Linked DNA regions of Homo sapiens: region 2 is linked to region 1. The links are chromatin contacts, found by Hi-C or POLR2A ChIA-PET in ENCODE. All regions are on one chromosome and are shown on one strand. Each heading gives the region's core, a stretch centred on a gene start or an enhancer-like site at or near the end of the contact. The rest is flanking DNA. Distances are from core to core; before and after follow the strand shown. Region 1 holds the start of SLC7A11-AS1 (SLC7A11 antisense RNA 1). Region 2 overlaps LINC00499 (long intergenic non-protein coding RNA 499).

Region 1 (3,360 bases), core at 168-2,667:
AGACACATGACAATTTGGATGAGTAATCTGAGCCCTCCATACACCTGTCCTAGATAGGGGTTCAAGGTGCCCTTGGGTTGTATCATCTATTTATACCCTAATTATTTCTCTTTTGATGTTTTTCTTATTCTCTGAATTTATTGATAATAACTACACTTCGATAGTGTGTCCGGAACTGGTGGGTTCTTGGTCTCACCGGCTTCAAGAATGAAGCTGCGGACCCTCACAGTGAGTGTTAAAAGTTCCTAAGGGCGGTGTGTCCTGAGTTTGTTCCTTCTGATGTTCGGATGTGTTCGGAGTTTCTTCCTTCTGGTGGGTTCATGGGCTCGCTGGCTCAGGAGTGAAGCTGCAGACCTTTGCGGTGAGTGTCACAGCTCTTAAGGCACACTCTCGACTTGTTCGTTACTCCCCGGTGGGTTCGTGGTCTGGCTGGCTTCAGGAGTGAAGCTGCAGACCTTCACGGTGAGTATTACAGCTCATAAAGGCAGTGTAGACCCAAAGAGTGAGCAGTAGCAAGATTTATTGCAAAGAGCGAAAGAACAAAGTTTCCACAGTGTGGAAGGGGACCCTGTACAGTTGCCATTGCTGGCTGGGGCAGCCTGCTTTTATTCATCCTGCTGATTGGTCCATTTTGCAGAGAGCCAATTGGTCTGTTTTACAGAGAGCTGATTGGTCCGTTTTGACAGGGTGCTGATTGGTGCATTTATAATCCCTGAGCTAGACACAAAGGTTATCCACGTCCCCACTAGATTAGCTAGATACAGAGTGTCCACTGGTGTATTTACAAACCCTGAGCTAGACACAGAGTGCTGATTGGTGCATTTACAAACCTTGAGCTAGATACAGAGTGCCGAGTGGTGCATTCACAATCCCTTAGCTAGACATAAAAGTTCTCCAAGTCCCCACCAGATTCAGGAGCCCAGCTGGCTTCACCCAGTGGATCTCGCACCGGCCGCAGGTGGAGCTGCCTGCCAGTCCCGCGCCGTTTGCCCCCACTCCTCAGTCCTTGGGTGGTCGTTAGGACCGGGCGCCGGGAGCAGGGGGCGGCGCTCGTTGGGGAGGCTCAGGCCGCGCAGGAACCCACGGCGGGGGAGCGGGGAGAGGAGAGCAGGGAGGAGACTCAGGCATGGTGGGCTGCAGGTCCCGAGCCCTGCCCTGCAGGGAGGCAGCTAAGGCCCTGCGAGAAATAGAGCACAGCAGCTGCTGGCCCAGTTGCTAAGCCCCTCACTGCCCGGTGCTTGCGGGCTGGCCGGCCGGCTGCTCCGAGTGCGAGGCCCGCCGAGCCCACGCCCACCTAGAACTCGTGCTGGCCTGCAAGCGCCGGGCGCAGCCCCGCAAGCACCGCGCGCAGCCCGGCAAGCAACGCGCGCAGCCCCGGTTCCCGCCCGCGCGGAGCCCACGCCCACCCGGAACTCATTCTGTCTGGCAAGCGCCGCGCGCATCCTCGGTTCCCGCCGCGCCGTTGCCGCCGCTCCTCTCCCTCCTCACCTCCCCGCAAGCTGAGGGAGCCGGCTCTGGCCTTGGCCAGCCCAGAAAGGGGCTCCCACAGTGCAGCGGTGAGCTGAAGGGTTCCTCAAGCGCGGCCAGAGTGGGCGCCAAGGCCGAGGAGGCGCCCAGAGCCAGCGAGGGCTGCCAGCAAGCTGTCACCTCTCAATAGGAACTGGTACCAACCTACTTACGAAGAAGTATTTGTTTTAACCTGAACCTGGGGTAAGATTTACTCAAAGATTATTTCAGAGTCTAACCCACTCTTAAAACCATGTTTATACATTTACTAGAAATATAAGTCAGTGTCAATGGCATTACAGGGATCGATGGAAAGCAAGTACCTCAATACCTGTTCGACAATTAGGTCATGCAGAAAATCACTAGATGTACGATTCAGTAATTTTTACTTTTATTGGTAGAATTTGGAGAGAAGGAGAAGAAATATGACAAAGAGTAGCAGACATTTAAAGAAAAGGTAAAAGTCAACATTTGCAACCGGGTACTAAAGACTCATTCCTGTTAAAGGAGAGCAGATGTAACTGCTCAACTGCTTCACAATGCCTTTGGTGATAGCTCTTGCTGGGACATGTGGATGAATGCAGTTTTCTCTCTTCACAATTGCGTTGTTGCTTTAGCCAGAACGCTGTGGCATTTTACCAGCCTTTCCCTTCTTGGTCACATTTTTTACAAATATAAAGAAGAAAGAAAATGAACACATTGCAAGTAATTTCTTCTTCATTTTGGTGTGCTATTGAACAACACCGGTGTGCCCCTGTGGTCCTGGCTGCCTGCTTGCTGCTAACTTCCCCGGGCCTCTAAGGCTTGGGCATAGGGAGGCAGAAGATTGTTTGCGGTTTTTCGCTTTTTGCTTTTTCATTGGCGTGACAGTGCCCAGCAGTCTAGTCTATTCTTTCCTTTTTCATTTTTTCACTGGTGTGAAGGAGCACAGTCACTTAGCGAAAGAACGACCTGCGGCTAAAGGGAGCGAAGAAGAAAGGAGCAGGCCAGCCTGGCCTTTCTCTGTGGCCTGAAACTGCCTAAAGTTAATTGCTCACATAAGAAGAATAACTCGTGGTGCTGTAATTGAATTTTTATGGAAATAAACAGGTGGCAGATTTACTATAGCTGGGGGATAGTAGGGGGCGAAATGCTGTAGCCACATTAACCTGTTTAATTTAATAGCTTCGGTACTCATAGGGGGGAAAGAAAAAAGCAGTGTTGCTCTTTGAGTCAGTTGGATGCCAAATGTAAATAACTACAGTTACCCTAGCATGCCCAAGTGGTTGAGCAAAAAAGGGCTTTGTGCCAGCTTCAACTTGGTTTTCATGTTTATTAATTAAGCTCCTGGAAGTTTCAAAAACAGAAGTTTTAACTCACAAAGAACTGGGAAAAAAAGGAAGAGGAAAGAATTTGGCAAAGGGAAAATAGACCGATAGACAGACAGACGGACGGACGGACGCACGCACGCACGCTCGCTCTTCTTCCATTAATGGCACAGCACCAGTCTGTGATAGATATTAGGAGCACTCTATACTGGACACAGGAAGGAAAAACTAAAGGCTAGCTTTGCACGATGCTGCCCCCCAGTGGTAAGATTTTGGAAATGCATTTTTATATTAAGTAGAAGAATCAGTAACTGGTGAGATATGCAGAGAACACCATTAGCTTCTTGACGTAGCTGACGTTTACTTTTAAGCCAAATACCAGGAATAAAAGTTTGTGTTGAAATTTTTGTCTATTTGACTGCAGGGAAAAACAACATGAACTGTTCGTCTATCTATATCGTCATTATTTTTTACCTCATGGATTGAAACAAATTTTAAAGGAAAAAAGAATGTTAAGAAAGAGCAGCACTTACTATCAGGGAGGCAC
Region 2 (3,387 bases), core at 677-3,176, 310 kb after region 1:
CTTATATCTCTAAGAAGTTAACATTTTCCACATATCTTTGAAAACAAAGTAAAAGCAAAATAGCTTCCACAACAACTTTACAATCTGATTTTTAAAATATAACTAGAAGTCAAATACACTGAAAAGCCAACCAAACATGGTTTCAGGAAGCTAAAAGAAAATGCACATCTTATATATAGCAAGGTTCTATTTTTTTCTAAGTCAGAAAAAGTATTAGAAGGGTTATTAGCAGTAAATAAAGCATAAAGGTAGGGTCATACCATGGAACAGTCATTGTGTTAGTAACAAAAGAAATGGACTCATGCAAGCTTACCACTAGCCACTTGATCTCTCTGACTTGACCTTTCTGAGATGCCGGACAATAGCTGGTCTATTCACCCACTAGACCAGGTGGTTGTGAAGTTCAACTCACATCATGTATGTAATGGTGCTTCACAATTTGTAATATACTTAGAAAAAGGTTAGGAGTTATTGTGTAAATGTGAGGTGTTATGATTTTGTTAAGGTAAGGTGAAAGCTGCTATTCTTATTCTTCTATTCCCACTTTAATTCTTTATGAAAGACAATGACTTAAAAAAGTCAATTCATGGTAATAAAATCTCCACTAATCAATGTAGCAATATTTTCAACTTATTTCTTAAGTTCTCTCTTCCATCCTGTAACCCAGTTATGTCACATAACCCTATGCTTTTAGATATAGAAAGAACATTTGTCATTTTATAGTCCCAAGTCATAATATTATAGACAAGGAGACAGAGGTGCAGATATAAAATGAAATTACTGAAAAGGACCTTGCCATAAACATAAGAAGTCAGTAGGCAGTGAAGACTGAGGATTCCTTCTCAGTGTTTTGGCTACCACTGTGGCTGATGATAGTTTTAGGAGACAGTACTGGAGTCACTGATGGCCAATAGGTATCTGCAAAAGCACAAATATCATTTCTATGAAAGTTAAAAATAACAATCATATTTGGTCACCTGTTTTATTTTGTTTGAAAAGTGTCCATGCTGATTGAACAAACACATTCAGGCATGGCACGTCTGTGCTGTGTAGTGTTGCATAGCTTTCATCACCCTAAGGCTGTTCTTTGAGAGAGACCGACTTCATGCTGAACTCAGCATGAGGACAACAGGGCAGGACACCAATTAGTGGAGGCATTTGCACCAACTTGACGGAACCACTGTGCAGGGAAGTTCACGGGAACCAAAGCAATAGCAGAAGCATGTCCTTTGGCAGTAAATAATTAAACTGGAAGTAAAAAATTTATCCTTCATAGATGGGAGTTTGATTTATATTCAAGAAAATCTTCAGCCTTCAGAAAATCTAAGCAGTTACCAATCCCACGTGATCTTGATGAAGCCATGAGAAATTGCACTGTTCTCCTGTACTGCACTTTCTATATAATCTAAATTCACTTTTTTGACCTTCAGCAGAATAGGCATGGAAGCAGAGGTCATGACTCTGTGTTAGCGTAGTATCAAATAGATGCTGTCAGGACCCCAAATCCCTACTCCCTGAAAATAAACACCACTTGCTTGTCTGGCCAGCTAACGCCATATTTTTGTAGTTCACAAGTTTCATTTAACTATAATTTTTAAGTATTATATTTGCTAAGTTTTTACAACATGAATTGTTTTTAGAGAAAAAAAGAGTGAGATAAGTAGCCATGTATTGGCTGTGTTTTTTCTAGTACGTGTTTTGCTTTTAATAGTAATTTCCAGATCTAATTCCCTCTTGGCCTATTTCCATTCAGAGTGCCCAGCTAGAAAATACTAAGAAAAGATCACAAATCAAATGTCTTATGATAATATCCTCAGAAATTTTAAACAGCTCTAAGAGATTTGGCCTCAGACCCAAACATTTACATGATCGCTCAATTTTAATGAGGTCAAACAAGCTGCTTGGCATCTGGCCAGTGCTCAAGGTCTTGGCCTGAGTGGGGAGGGCCATCTTGTTCTTACAGAGAACGTTAAGACATAGTGACAGGTGATAATGTAATGCATGAGGATGCTGCCCTTGGCCATTTCATCTTTTCACCCCTCTGGATTCCCAGAGGCAACGTTTTGGCCAGATGTAAACACTTTTACCAGTAGCTAAGGATCTGAAGAAGAACCACATTTTGCAGAGAAGCATTTTAAAGGATTTAAATAACCCCCTAACATTTGTCACAATGGGTTCATCAACCTGAGAAAACAAGAAAGAAAACAGACCTCTGGAAGTGCTAAGCAGAGTGATGGAGGCTACTAAGGAGCCAAATTAATACAGCTGTATTTTCATCTTGATTTTAAACAGCCAACTCTTGAGTATTAAAGTCACATCAAAGATATATGTTCCTTTATAACTCCTCCATCTTAAATATTATCTTTGAAAAAATTAAGTTATTCTTGAGTAGACTGTTTTTTCTTCAAGTAACAGCAATGTATTTAAGTCTACTTAAATCTTATTTAAATAATTTACTAATTCTATAGGGTTGTTCATTAGAAACCAAGATTGAATTTAAAAAAAATTTAAGGAGAGCAATCTCAGATGTAACTCACTTGGCAAACAATTGCTTATGTTTTTCATTCTAATTATCAATATGAAATTTTCATCTTAATATCTTGCTTAGTACAGAGCCTGCCATGATACCAGTGAGGGGCCTTGTCACCAAATGTGGGAAGGAGCAAAGCACCTATAAACAATCTTAACACTCACTTTTACAATAAAGCATTGAGATTAATACATATATATGGTGTATTAGTCTGCTCTCACACTGCCATAAAGATACTACTTGACTCTGTAATTTATAAGGAAAAGAGGTTTAATTGACTCACAGTTCTGCATGGCTGGGGAAGCCTCAGGAAACTTACAATCATGGCAGAAGGTGAAGGGGAAGCAAGAACCTTCTTCACAAGGTGGCAGGAGAGAGAGAGAGAGAGAGAGAGAGAGAGAGAGAGAGAGAGCACACAAGGGAAACTGCTAGACATCTATCAAACAACAGATCTCATGAGAACTCCCTGACTAGCATGAGAACAGTATAGGGGAAACTGCTGCCATGATCCAACCACCTCCCACCAGGTCGCTCCCTCAACATCCAGGTTTTACAATTCGAGATGAGATTTGGGTGGGGACACAGAACCAAACCATATCATACAAGAACCCAAAGGTAAAAACAGTAAAATCATTCTCTACTAATATTATGTTACCTTAGAATCCACAAAATCCCACTTTTTCATACATTTAAAGGGTTATGAAGAAAGAGTTTTAAATCACAGAAATGAATATTAAAACTTGTTTCAGTTGACTTGTAAATAACAGTAAACTACTTTATTATGGAGGTTGTGAATGTTCTCTAACAGAATTTCAGGCCAGGCATGGTGGCTCACACCTATAATCTCAGCACTTTGG

The links. Hi-C counts contacts between places; a loop is a spot of excess contacts on that map. ChIA-PET counts read pairs that join two places held with the same protein, here RNA polymerase II (POLR2A). Pooled maps may share reads with other maps.
Region 2: a map of Right ventricle myocardium inferior shows a loop between it and region 1 (5-fold over the local background). The contact joins the enhancer-like site here to the promoter of SLC7A11-AS1 in region 1. A Hi-C loop is called at or near these places in 1 of 168 maps with a recorded cell type or tissue (Right ventricle myocardium inferior) and 2 of 50 pooled maps. POLR2A ChIA-PET finds 5 or more read pairs at or near these places in 1 of 52 experiments (activated T-cell).

What each region holds. Positions count from the first base shown.
Region 1 is chr4:138,087,597-138,090,956 of GRCh38, forward strand. It overlaps SLC7A11-AS1 (SLC7A11 antisense RNA 1), which reads left to right and starts at 1,418. Exons shown (of 7, transcript NR_038380.1): 1 at 1,418-1,710; 2 at 3,238-3,360. It overlaps LINC00616 (long intergenic non-protein coding RNA 616), which reads right to left. Exons shown (of 11, transcript NR_037866.1): 7 at 3,347-3,360.
Region 2 is chr4:138,399,630-138,403,016 of GRCh38, forward strand. The region is part of intron 2 of LINC00499 (long intergenic non-protein coding RNA 499); the gene reads left to right. Among named protein-coding and RNA genes, the nearest start is that of LINC00498, 89 kb to the left of the region's middle. Within about 2 kb of position 1,927, at least 2 of the 41 ENCODE cell types and tissues checked have a DNase peak (open chromatin) inside an H3K27ac peak, as active enhancers do.